Regions from separate parts of the Homo sapiens genome. Here region 2 is linked to region 1. A link is a loop called in an ENCODE intact Hi-C map of the cell type or tissue named here. Cell type or tissue: HCT116. All regions are shown on one strand. Links, peaks and the distances in the headings refer to the core of each region. The heading gives the core; the rest is flanking DNA.

Region 1 (2,923 bases), core at 172-2,671:
CTTAAGGGTCTTTTTCATTAAACATGTACATATGCAGTCTTCATGCTGAAACAGAGGATTGTGATACACAATTCAAGGTCAAATGATTCACTTTGTGTTTCCCAAAGTCCAAAATCTCAGTGCTTTAAATTCCTTAACTCTTAAGAAAGCTCGTTTCAATACACAGCTGCTTTGGTGTGAATGCTGAATTCAACTATCAATGATGGTAAAGAGAAAAGCAAATAATGATGGAGTGAAGCAAAGGTGAAGACTGTAAGGGCTAAATTTCCTCCTCTCTCTCTGTATCCCTCTCTCAGTACTATAGCTTAAGACCCACTTAACTCTTCCAAAGGAACTTTGTTTCTATTAACTCAGAGGATTGCACAACCTTTGTAAACACACCATTCTCATGTATTTCAGTTAAATTTCGTAATAGCACCATAAAATGTGACAGGCGTTGCAATAAATTCTCAGTCACAGGAAGCCCAAATTGTATGGGGAAATTACTAGAAACCATGTCTCAGAAGGAAGGAAGAAATGCAAAATTCTTCAAGAACCTGGAAAAATAATGTTAAATGTTTCCTTAAAGTGTATGTCTCTCATTGAAATAAAATGAAGACTGTGTTTTAAGTAAGATTTCAAAGTTTGAAGCAGTGTGGCTATTTTAATCACCCGACTTCACTCACATTCTTGAATGCTGGTTCCTGCCTCAAGGCCACTGGAGAGGAGATAGCCCTTCCTCTTTCCCTACCCTCTACCACTTCGGAATCGGGGTGCTCTTATCAACAGGGGGCTAAAACTGCAAGGATGCACACAAATGTGTGCTGCGAATTTTTTATTTTCAGAAGGAGCTTTACGGGTAAAACTTAGAGTATATTGGGCTTATCATCTATTCATTGGTTAAAAGTTGACTTGCAACATAGTGTGATTCTAGTTTTTACATTCAAAATCCAAGTCACCACACTGTGGACAACACACTTCTGTTTTGGGAAGCTAGAGTATGCTTATGTGAAAGAACAGAGGCCTCCATACAGGAGTTTGGCTAATTGGGAGAAAGTTGTTTCATTCCTCCCTTGCTTATTCGAACAGCCTCAGGGTGACTACAACAATCAAAACCAAACCAAAACAAAAAACCCAGTTTAGCAGCTATGATAATACTAGAGTGATTTTCAGTTACTCTGTGACCATCCCAACACCCCGAAATGCTTAAAACATTATTCACAATGAAAATAACGCTGCATGCTGCCATAAAGTCCCCGTCATTCCGTTTTATGGAAGTGCTTTTGTTTAATGTCAGAACTCAGAGCAAATCTAGACTTACCAGTCCATAAGATTTGCATTCAGGAGACGTTGTGTGTAGAAGAACTTCAGTATGGGCTCTGGAGGGCCTAGGATCCTGGGACACGGTGGGGTTTGCGAACTCTGGGAGCCGGGCCTGCCAGGCTCACGTCATTTAAAGATGAACACTGCCCCCTGCTGGCGAGAGTACGCATTGCCGCCAGAAGAACTTCGAGGGTGGAAAACAACCACTGTTTAAAGGGGAAATTAATTTCAATTACCGCACCTTTTTTCACTTCTTAGCTGTCAGTTCAGAAGAATTATAACTGCAAAGAATCACTATTGCATGGAAAAACAACTCGGTTCATTTTATGACTGTTAGTCATCTTTATGAGCTACCATCACTGGCAAAGAGCCACCTAAATGAAAGGACAAGAGAAACAAAGGCAGCCACGGTGGTGCCGGAAACTTTTGAGATGGAGCAGGGCCTGGAGAAGAGAAAACTCTGCAGGTGTTAATAGTTCAGAGTCTGACGTAGCCAGTTGCACCACCAAAAGGTAGAGTGGGAACTCAAGCCAAGCTGTAGTTCTGAGAGCTCTCCAGAGCCTCTGAATCGCCTTATTTTCTGCCCCATTCCCTCTTGCCCCCTAATCTGAGCATCATGGGAGCTGCCCGGAGGAGTGGAGCACAGGGCTGGAGCCCCATTCTAAGGACGTGTTAGAACACCATAAGGACATTCCATAGGTGCCCTCCCTTCCCCAGCTTCGTGGGGTGAGCTGTGATCAAGGTGATCTCCAAGAGCAAGGCTGCAGGGGAGAAAGGCCCATCCAATGGATTCATTAGAAACAAAGAGTTGCCTGCTCTGGCAACCTCAAAGGCAATTGTCATTGAATCTCCTGTAGCCTCTTTGAGTTAGGAAAACTCGGAGGGAGGTTGTTGAGGGGAGTCTGGAAACGCAACTCACATTCACACGAAAGGGAGGTGGCAGTCCTGGGGAGAGCTAACAGGTAGCAACTCTCGATTTGAAAATTTGGATTACACAAATTGAGCACATGCCCCTTTTCATGCTGTTAGAAGACAGGGCTAGGATCTACTTTCATGAAATGGTTCGGCAAATGTTATAGAGGGTCCACTGTGTGCCAGCTTCCTGCAGTGTCTCACAAGTCTTCATTCAGGCAGTCCTTCACAGATCACAAAGAACGGTCATGCCACTCTATCAACACAACTCCCTGAGGCAGGAATTATGACCTCCCCTCTATATGTTAAAAAATTTGCAATTAGAAAGATTAAATAACTTGCTTATGTTCGTGCAGTTAATAAGTAGAAGACAGCCTGTGTTCATCCTGCCTTGGGTATTTTAGAGTTGGCATTAGCAGGAGGATCGCTTGAGGCCAGGAGTTCGACGCTGCCGTGAGCTATGATCGCTCCACTGCACGCTAGCCCGGGCGATAGAGTGAGACCCTGTCTCTCAAATAAAACAAAACAAAAGAAAAAACAAAACTCAAAGTCTCCATATCAACCTATGAAAATACAAATGCAAAACTGGGTAACCAAAGAAGTCTATTAAATATGTACCTAATTAATTGATGAACTCCTTGTAGGAAGTAGCACTGGCCCACAAAGCACCACCATGCTTTTTAAATAAGAACTAATTCAACATTTTATT
Region 2 (2,923 bases), core at 328-2,827, 1.1 Mb before region 1:
GGAATTGTGCAAGTAGATAAGGAAGAATGAGCCAAAATAGTCACTTCCAGCCTTTTTCATTGATCAATTTATGGTTGCAAAATAAAAATCTTTCTTTAGATTTTCAAAATGAAAAAATATGGATATATGTTATATATATTTTTCTGCATGTTTCCAATATTAGCAATTACAAACTTGTTTTAACCACTGCTTCTTCCAAGGTGGACTGTATGCCTTCCATGAGTAAATATGGATTTACAGGAATTTTCTCTGACCTTTATGAAATGCTATGGCAGATTATATTACAGCATTTCATTCTTCTATATACAATGTGAAGGTCACTTACGTTCTGTAATGACTGAAACCTCTATTTTACTAATGTTTTCCATATCACATTTCCAACTTGGTCTCTAGCTTTATCCTTGTAGTCTGGAAGTCATTGGGCAGACCAATTTATTGCCTAAGGTTAAGTAAAAACAATTTTAAGAAAAAGTTGTAGATATTCTAAAATATTCTATAGTGGCTTTTTCTATGTTCACAACTTTTTCACTTCTTTTTCCAGAAAATCCTAACCAGCACTTACTTCTTCCTACCCTGTGTATTTTCTTCACTCATTTTAGTTGCTGCCTTTGATCCCTCTTCCCTCGTTTAGAAACTTTCTTTGATTCTTTAGACTAAGTTAATCAAAGAGGACCTCCATGGATGCATGGGGCATGTCCCAAGCCCAGGCATGCTAAGTGATATGGCTTGAGCTTCTCAGCAGATAATGTCCTGTTCTTTCATGTACACTAGTGACTCATTTGCAAAAAAAAAAAAAAACAAAGAAAATCAAAATAAGAACTGTTTTTGAATATTACACATGCTAAATATGAAGTCACATAAAATAAGTTTATTATTGATGGTGTGAAAAATTATTCTAGCGTGCATTTTTTTCACATGTTCACTGAGAAGACAATGAAATAGAAATCGCTATTATTGCTACCATCATAGATCTTTTCCAAATACAGTAAACTGTTGGTGGTTAGGGATGAAGAAAATCAGGTATCCTTTGGAAAATATAAGATTATGTGTTTAAAAATTATTTTAAGCTTTTGATTTTAGTGACTTGACAGGAGTGTTTCAAAATTCAGGAAAAAAACTTTCTTTTTTTTTTTTTTGCCACTCTTTTTCTAACCAGAAACCAACGATGCCAAAAGCATAAGATCAAACTCTGAGGGAACATGAACCTATAGATAAATCACTCACATACACAAACATGTATGAAATGGTATTCAGTGATATAGACGCCACACGATGTACAATTTTCACAGCAAAAGGAGGCTTGTATAAATTTTTAAAGGTACTGTAGACAAAAAATTTGGCCTAGGGTGTCGAAGGCAGTTGCCACCAGAGGGCGATTATTGAATGAGAGCTTCATTCTGCACAATTGCTTTTGTGTGTGTGTGTTTGTGTGAGTGTATGTGTGTGTCCAATTAATCAAAAAATGTAAAATACTCACAATGGAGCCTTAAGCTTCTTGCAGGAAAACTGCGATTTCTTTTTCCATTTCAAAAAAGAAAGCAAATATTGGTGGTGTGAGTAAAAGAAAGTAAAAGAAAAATGGAATTTCATAACTTCTAGATGAGCTAGTAGATATTTATATGACAAATTAAATGAAGAAAGTAGTGCCTTAGCACATCCTTTAAAAGCCAATGTGCTTCCCCCCAAAAGGTATTTATTTACTCTGTTTTACTCCTTTATGTTCCTTGGGAGTCACAGAGCAATTTGATGCCTATTGCCAGAGGTTTCTGAAGTCGTTAATTTTTAAAGGACTTTTTTCTTCTCCTTTCCAAGAGATGTCTTAGTAAGATATTTTGGATTTGATCCTAAACATCCTTTATAATTTCGTATACACTTTATTTTGGTCTGAACATCAGACCACATAAGGGACAGAGTGATACATTTAAAAACATGAAATGTAACATAATGCAAGCTTTAATACCTGGAACAGAGTAAACCAGTAGCTTTGAGTTATATTACCCACCATAAACTTTTTTAACCTGTGGCTCATTTTCAAAATAATAAACGTAACTATTCCATAAAAATATCTCAACACAGTAGAGCCAGAAAAGTGAAGGACATGAACAGATGGCACATCAATCTTCTGCATTTATACAATTTGTTTTTTAATGCAAATAGTGTGGGTTGCCTGCTCATGCCTTGGATATTTGTTCCAAAGATGAGCACATTTTCTTATCTTTCTGGATCAATGTGACATTTGCAGTTATCATAAAGTGGGAGCCCATTTAATGATGTTAATGCTTCCTTAATGTAAAAATAAAATCACCTTCTTTATAAAAGCAAACAGATTAAAAGTCCCAAAGAGACCATTGAAATCTGTGACATTTGCAGTTACTGGGAACTAGATGGCTTGATTATACACAGGTAAAAAAAAATCTTAAAAGCATTGTTTATGCTCATTAATCAGAACATTAAATATGAATTCTAGATTCTCCTATGAGCAAGAGAGTAAGAATATATTTGTATAATGAAACCAAGATGCCAAAGTATTTTTTAAAGTTACTGTAGTTAAATGTTAAATTAACAAGCATCTCTACATTTTCAAAGAGCTTGAAGATTTTTAGTCTTTGTGGATCCTTAAATAATACTATTTCTAAGATGTACTATTTTGCTAAAATAGAAAATGTGATCAAAAATAGCAGAACCGCTTAAAAAGGTGTGGCAGTAATATTTTTTATCATAATTCATATGATTGTACCAATGTGTACCTGTCTCCTTTCCCCATATATTTCAACTCTCATGGAGAAGTGCTATTTATAGAGAAGAAGAGTGCTGTTTCCATGGTTCATTCAGTTCGATTGGTAGATCCCATTTGGCTACTTCATGGGGAGCCAACTCTGGGGATTTATTTCTTTTTTGTGTGTATTGTTGTATCTGTTTTCGA

Evidence for each region. A loop is a pair of places that touch in the nucleus more often than their neighbours do. Peaks named below come from ENCODE experiments on the same cell type or tissue, not always from the same donor. Only the 100,000 strongest peaks of a DNase experiment are listed, where the experiment ranks them.
Region 2: a loop joins it to region 1, with 6 times the contacts of the local background. A loop is called at or near these places in 3 of 110 quality-filtered maps.

The regions. Positions count from the first base shown.
Region 1 is chr2:199,738,551-199,741,473 of GRCh38, forward strand. It overlaps a transcript of FTCDNL1 not described here. Among named protein-coding and RNA genes, the nearest start is that of FTCDNL1, 110 kb to the right of the region's middle. In HCT116, for the core only: a CTCF peak has its summit at 1,453 (motif pointing left); a DNase peak (open chromatin) is centred at 1,431.
Region 2 is chr2:198,656,344-198,659,266 of GRCh38, forward strand. The region is part of intron 1 of LOC105373831 (a long non-coding RNA gene); the gene reads right to left. Among named protein-coding and RNA genes, the nearest start is that of LINC01923, 280 kb to the left of the region's middle. In HCT116, for the core only: a CTCF peak has its summit at 1,351 (motif pointing right); a DNase peak (open chromatin) is centred at 1,358.